2 separate regions of the Homo sapiens genome follow, and region 1 is linked to region 2. Evidence: chromatin loops called from intact Hi-C (ENCODE). Cell type or tissue: mesothelial cell of epicardium. All regions are shown on one strand. Each heading gives the region's core, and the rest is flanking DNA. Links, peaks and the distances in the headings are about the cores only. Region 1 overlaps ATP11A (ATPase phospholipid transporting 11A). Region 2 has its middle 9.3 kb from the start of ATP11AUN.

The links. Peaks named below come from ENCODE experiments on the same cell type or tissue, not always from the same donor. Only the 100,000 strongest peaks of a DNase experiment are listed, where the experiment ranks them.
Region 1: it touches region 2 in a loop (40-fold over the local background); 4 of 110 quality-filtered maps call a loop at or near these places.

The regions. Positions count from the first base shown.
Region 1 is chr13:112,821,891-112,824,800 of GRCh38, reverse strand. It overlaps ATP11A (ATPase phospholipid transporting 11A), which reads right to left. Exons shown (of 30, transcript NM_015205.3): 9 at 1,392-1,456; 10 at 376-457. Among named protein-coding and RNA genes, the nearest start is that of ATP11A-AS1, 69 kb to the right of the region's middle. In mesothelial cell of epicardium, for the core only: no CTCF peak of the experiment used is centred there; no DNase peak of the experiment used is centred there.
Region 2 is chr13:112,636,271-112,639,180 of GRCh38, reverse strand. No RefSeq gene overlaps it. Among named protein-coding and RNA genes, the nearest start is that of ATP11AUN, 9.3 kb to the left of the region's middle. RefSeq lists an enhancer at 1,629-2,298. In mesothelial cell of epicardium, for the core only: no CTCF peak of the experiment used is centred there; DNase peaks (open chromatin) are centred at 932 and 1,737.

The DNA of each region.
Region 1 (2,910 bases), core at 276-2,775, 190 kb before region 2:
TTGTAAAACCATAGCAGAGAATACGTGGTTTTGACCAAATCCCAGAGTTAAAAGTAAGCCCATTTGGAGTTTTTCATGAAATGGTGAGAGGAGCTGTTGGATACTGAACTGATTTCAGAACCGGAACGTCAGGGCGTCCGTAAGAGGCAGCGCTGTGAACCTGGTATCAGGCGTTAGAAAGAGCAGGAAGGAGGGGTGTGGCCATCCACCTCACCACAAAATAAGAAAGACCATCTGAATGGTCAGCTCTGCAGTTACTAAGATGCTGTACAGTGGCAAAGGAACTGCCAATAAGGCCAAGAGGAAGCTACTTCCATTTCTACAGTGGGTAATGACACTTTTAAGTTGCAGGTTCTCACGCGCATCCAGCCTTACTTTTCCACGGCAGATCGCTTCTGAGATTTTGATTGATAATTTAATGCCATCTTGGTTTCCATTCCCGTGTAAATAGCCACACCTACAGAGAGGAAGAGCAAGGGTGATGACCAGGGCGCAAGTGTGTCTTGCCTTATGGTGAGTTACACACAGCTGCGGGGAAAATCAATTCTTGGGTAAAGCGAATCCTATTTTTAATTTCATAAGCTAGTGTCCATAGCCACATAACACTAGCACTTGATTCCTTAGGATAAAGACCCTTCTTCATGCATAGGAAGCAATCTATGCTTCATTTTTTAAGAGTTCATATCTTAATATACACTGGGCCCACCATGTCCACGAGTTCTTAATCTGCAGGTTCTACCAACTGGGGATGGAAAATATTTGAAAAAAATCCCCAATAAAAATAACAATACAATGATACAAAATACAGACGATAAAAACAGTACAGGGTATTTACATCGTGCTAGGTATCAGAAGTAATCTAAGATGATGTGAACTACAGGGGCAGACATGCGTAGGCTACATGCAAATAGGGCCTTGGGCATCCGTGGATTTTGGCATCTGCAGGCATCCTGGAACCAGTCCCCCAAGGACACTGAGGAACACCTGCACAGCATTTTCTGACAGTGGGGCACACTTGTATACTTCTAAAGGTTACCTCAATTAAAACAGACAATAACCCACAAGAAATGGGAGATCCTAGTCAAGAAACGCAGACATGAAAAACATTTCCTGCACAACTAAACTTCACAAATTCCTTCACGGATGCAATGTTCTGTTTCTGAATCCAAAACTAGAGGCCTTAATCCGTAAGCCGTATTCTCTGATGCTGCTGCTTCAGGATTGCACTTATTCACTGATCAAATCTCAGTGGGGCAGAACTTGCGCGGCCAGAAAGCCTCCAGCACCTCAAGGTGCCAAGAAACGCTCTCGGGTTCCGCTGCGGGTTTTAACTTTTGCTTCATGCATCCTTAATGTTAGGGGCAATGGTTAATAATTAATTAAATATTTACCAAAGATTTTCTCAGTGTTCTTCAGTGTAGCTCCTCTAAGCAGCAGGTTTTCCGATCCTAAGGGCCTGTAAAGATACGATGATCAGAAATGATGCGGACACGAAGGCAAGTGGGCAGGGCGGGGGGCAAGAGGCAGACGTGAAACCCACTTGTTTGCTCAGCAGATCTCATTTTCAGAGGAGATGGCATACACGGAGGTTTGCTTATATTCAGATGATTAAGTCAGCCCAGGTCCATGTGAACAGATGTGGGCTTATCTTTGGGGGACGAACACATGGCTCCAGGAGTAGCGGCAAGGGCCTCCCATTGGCGCATGCGGGACCTCAGGCCCCATCCAGACCCACTGAGCTGCGCCCGGCAGCCTCAGCAACACTCCCCGAGAGACCTCTAGAGCAGGGGTCCCTGAGGTGGCCCCACCAGTGCCGTCAGCAGCACCTGGAGCCAGTCAGGAACCATCACACTAGTCAGGAAGATCGTCCCAGGCCTACCGAGTCAGAACCTGAAACCCTGGGGTGGGGCCCAGCAGCCCTCTCCTAACAAGCCTCAGGTTGAGAACAGCTGCACTGGAAGGTCCCAGAATGTTCTGGAAAGGCTAAAGAGGGGTGGATGTGAAATAAAATAAAAGTCACTCAACTTTCAACTGTTTCCTTTTTTTTTTTTTTTTTTGCAACAGGGTCTCACTCTGTCGCCCAGGCTGGGGGCACGATCATAGCTCATTGCAGCCTTGACCTCCTGGGCTCAGGTGAACTTGAGCTTTGGCCTCCCAAAGTGCTGAGATTACAGTTGGGCATCCCCATGCCCAGCCTCAATTGTTTCTATTACATCCTCAGTGAGATTCAGGGAGTCCCATGAAACACAGTCTTATTCCTGGAGACAAAGGCTGATACTCTATCTGGCCATTAGAAACACTGGTAGCCACACTGCAAAGCTCCTCTGAATGGGGGGGACATGTAAATCTGGGACAATCCATGCATGGCTGCTTTGGGGGGAAAACAAGCAACAGCCAAAGAACTTAAAAATCTCACACATGGAAGAACAAGCCCCGTTCTGTGCACTGAAGCCACATAAGCAGCAGGCAGGGTCTCTGCCATCAGGGGCTTATATTCTTGATATAACAGGGTTCCCTGCTGATGGAAAAATAATCTCTTCTCATTTCCTAAGTAGTAAGGGAGAAATAAGCAGCAAGATTCAAATGTATAAATTTTGCTATTGATAACATTCAGAGGATTGCTTCAGAGGGTAAAGGGTCAAAAGTGTTTGCTGAAGTTTGCTTTTCATTTATCATTGTATTTACTGTCCTTCTATCATGGAAAATTAAGAACCTACTGAATATTATGAATGTAAAATGCATGCAGTATATTTGGTCGATAGACCTCAGAACTGCATCCGGCTGAAGACAGGCAGAGTGGGGCTGTCTACCCCAGGCTGCGGCTGAGGGCTCCACGCGCGTCCTCCCCGGCAATCACTAAAGATGGAGCTCCCAGGCTGCATATGGGTTGTCTGGCTGTGTTATAAGGAC
Region 2 (2,910 bases), core at 268-2,767:
TACACTCACCTTCCCCTCCTGGGCAACTGGACGACTGTGGCCATGTGGCTGGTGGGACAGAAGCCACTGCCTACCTACATGGCCATAGCATGGAGCAGATGCTAGTTGATCTGACGACACTTTTATGCTCTGCTGATTCAGCAAAAAAGCAAGAACAGAGGCTGAAGGGAACAGGAAAGAGGGGCCCTAGGGCTGTTGGAGCAGGGCAGGGTCTGGCACGGACACTGAGCTAAGAGACTTGGCATTTTCGAAACTCTCCCTTCTCTATAAAAATCATCCCTCCCCTTAACAGTAAACTTGAAGGAAGAGGTAGATCCACCAGGAACACCTCCTAGGCAGGGGCTGGACGTGTATATCCCTGGGGAAGTGGCTCTCAGCCCGGACTGTACCCTGTAATTACGTGGGGCGCAATAACCAAGTCCCATGCCCAGTACAAAATATGCCAGGTACTAAATAGGGGGTCATTGAATTGGTGCTTAACTGCGTTGTTGATGCTTCTACTCCAAACTGCAAAACAAAGACCCAGAGCAGAGCTTTGCAGCCGGCCTCGCCGCGTCACGTGGGAACTTGTCGGAAACACCATGGCAGGGCCACACCCCAGGTGATGGAATCGGAAACCTGAGGGTGGAGTCCCAGCCAGTTTGCTTTGAAAGCTTCCCAGGTGGGAAGCGTAGCTCCAGGGGAAAGACATGAAGACTCAGACCCTCATTTGCTATCCGTGTAGAATGTCGGCGGCCAGATCGTGCTGGGCAGGGCAGGGCAAGGGCACAGGGAAGGTCAAGGCGCACACGCGATCGTCTGTTCGACCTCATCCTCGGCGCCCTCCAAGCCTGTCCTGTGCCAGAGTCAGCTTTGACCGTTTCTCTCTTCACCACTGCAATCAAATAAAATCTTCCTGGTTCCTGCAGAACCCACTTCATTTCCAGGGCGAGACGTTTTCTGCTGTGAGGTGGCAGCTGAAGCCCCCTGCAGCAGAGGTGGCCAGTGGGGCAGGCAGGGGTGCTGCAGGACCCACCACGCACCCTCAGGTGGCCATCAGCTCAGGGATTCTGCACTATCATCCCTTCTGTGGTCGCCAGAAATATGTTACAGGACGGGGTCCCAATCCAGACCCCAAGAGGGGGTTCTTGGGTCTTGCGCGAGAAGGAATTCAGGGCGAGTTCACAGGGCAAAGTAAAAGCAAGTTTATTAAGAAAGCAAAGTGGTGAAAGTGCAGCTGCTCCATAGACAGAGGAGAACGTTCCAGAAAGTAAGAGGAGGGACGCGTCCACCCTGGGAAAATGCTGCTTCATATGGGGAGATGTGCTCTGCTACAAGGGTTTGTGATAAAGGATTAGGTTTCTTAATTACTATATTTTACAAGAATAGATATTATTCGCTTTAAAGCAAAGTTAGGAATGCCTTTGTTCTCCAGTTATGGGGATATCTGGACACTCTCAAGTCTGGGTCTGTTTAGTAAACATTGTTAATTTGTTCCCTGAACTGTAAACATCTAGAGGCTCGGAATGCCTGACTTCCTAAGAATGCAGCCCAGCAAGGCCTAGCCTCATTTTCCAGCCCTCACTCAAGATGGAGTTGCTCTGGTTCGAACGCCTGTGACAGTGGCACTGCGTGAAGGAAACCCTGGCTTTGCAAAATCTCTGAGGAATTCTTCTCGGGGGCCTGGAGGCCGCCCTGGCGGCAGCTCCTTGGATCTGTCTGCCAGCGCCAAAGTGGGAAGGAGAATGGCCTGGGTCTCCCACTCCTCCTTCCCTCCTGCCTGGCCTGTTCCGTGGGCTCCTGCGCCCACTCCTCCTCCCCGCGGCCATGGGCTCCTCCTGCGAAATCTTGCATGGCCTCGGCTGCCAGGTGGCAGAGCCGCTGCGCTTGGGCGATGAAAGCAGACGGTGGCTCTGTTGCCCTCCTCCCACCCATCTCCCATGTTTCTGCCACCTTTTTAAGGGTGATGCTGCTCGCTGGAGTAAAAACCGTCGACTGACAGAAGCACGTTGGGCTGTGGGGTGAAATAATGACACCTCGAGCCCTGCCTGTCGTGGACCCAATGGAAGCCAGGGCCTCGCCCTAGAGCAGACATGGGCCTCAGGAGGGTGGGTGTGTCTGTGGGCGGAGTTCCCACCCGAGCCCTTGTCATGCACAGCCCCAGATTTGCCTTTGGCCTCCAGGTGCCACATGGGGACAAGCTGGGAACCAGGAAAGAAATGGGATAGTGCTCGGAAAACTGGTAGCTGGCAGTGGATAGCATGACCATGTGCCTGCCTGCGTGTTACTCATACAAACCCCAGGACCCAGACAACCCCATGAGGTGCAGACAGTGAGGGTTGTCGGTGCAAAGCACAGGCAGAGCAGATCCTGGCTCCTGGGCTGCATGGTCTTGGGTGACTCCTGACGTCTCCGTGCTCCTGGCTCCTCCTCTGTAACACGGGAGTCAGTCATCGTGCACGTTCGCAGGGTCATCAAAAGAATGGCCTGTGTTGGGGCAGTGTCCTGGCCATGGTGCGCACCCGAGGGCATTGGCTGTCATCCCCATCCTCCCTGGAGGGGATGGGACCTGCAGATGAAGCCCTTGCTAGTCCTGCAGCCGGGATCGGCGGGGTCAATCTGCTCTCTGAGTTCCTCAGCTGCACCCCTTGGAGGAGAGAGCCTGGATTCTACAGCAGAGACAGGGAAGAATTGTGGTGTCTGTGGCCCCTGAATTCCTTGGGGTCCCCAGACCTGCACTCCCCCCGGACTTGTGACTCGAGGTGACCCGTTCTCCCGACTGGCCGAGCTCCCCTCATGAGGTTCTCTGTCCCTTGCAGCTGAAAGCATTCTGACGGACACAGCTGGTTTTCCCTGCACTCTAGCACAATCTTAAAATAAAAAGGGAAACCCAGTTCTTCCAATTCTGGATTGGCAACCGAGCTCATTTGC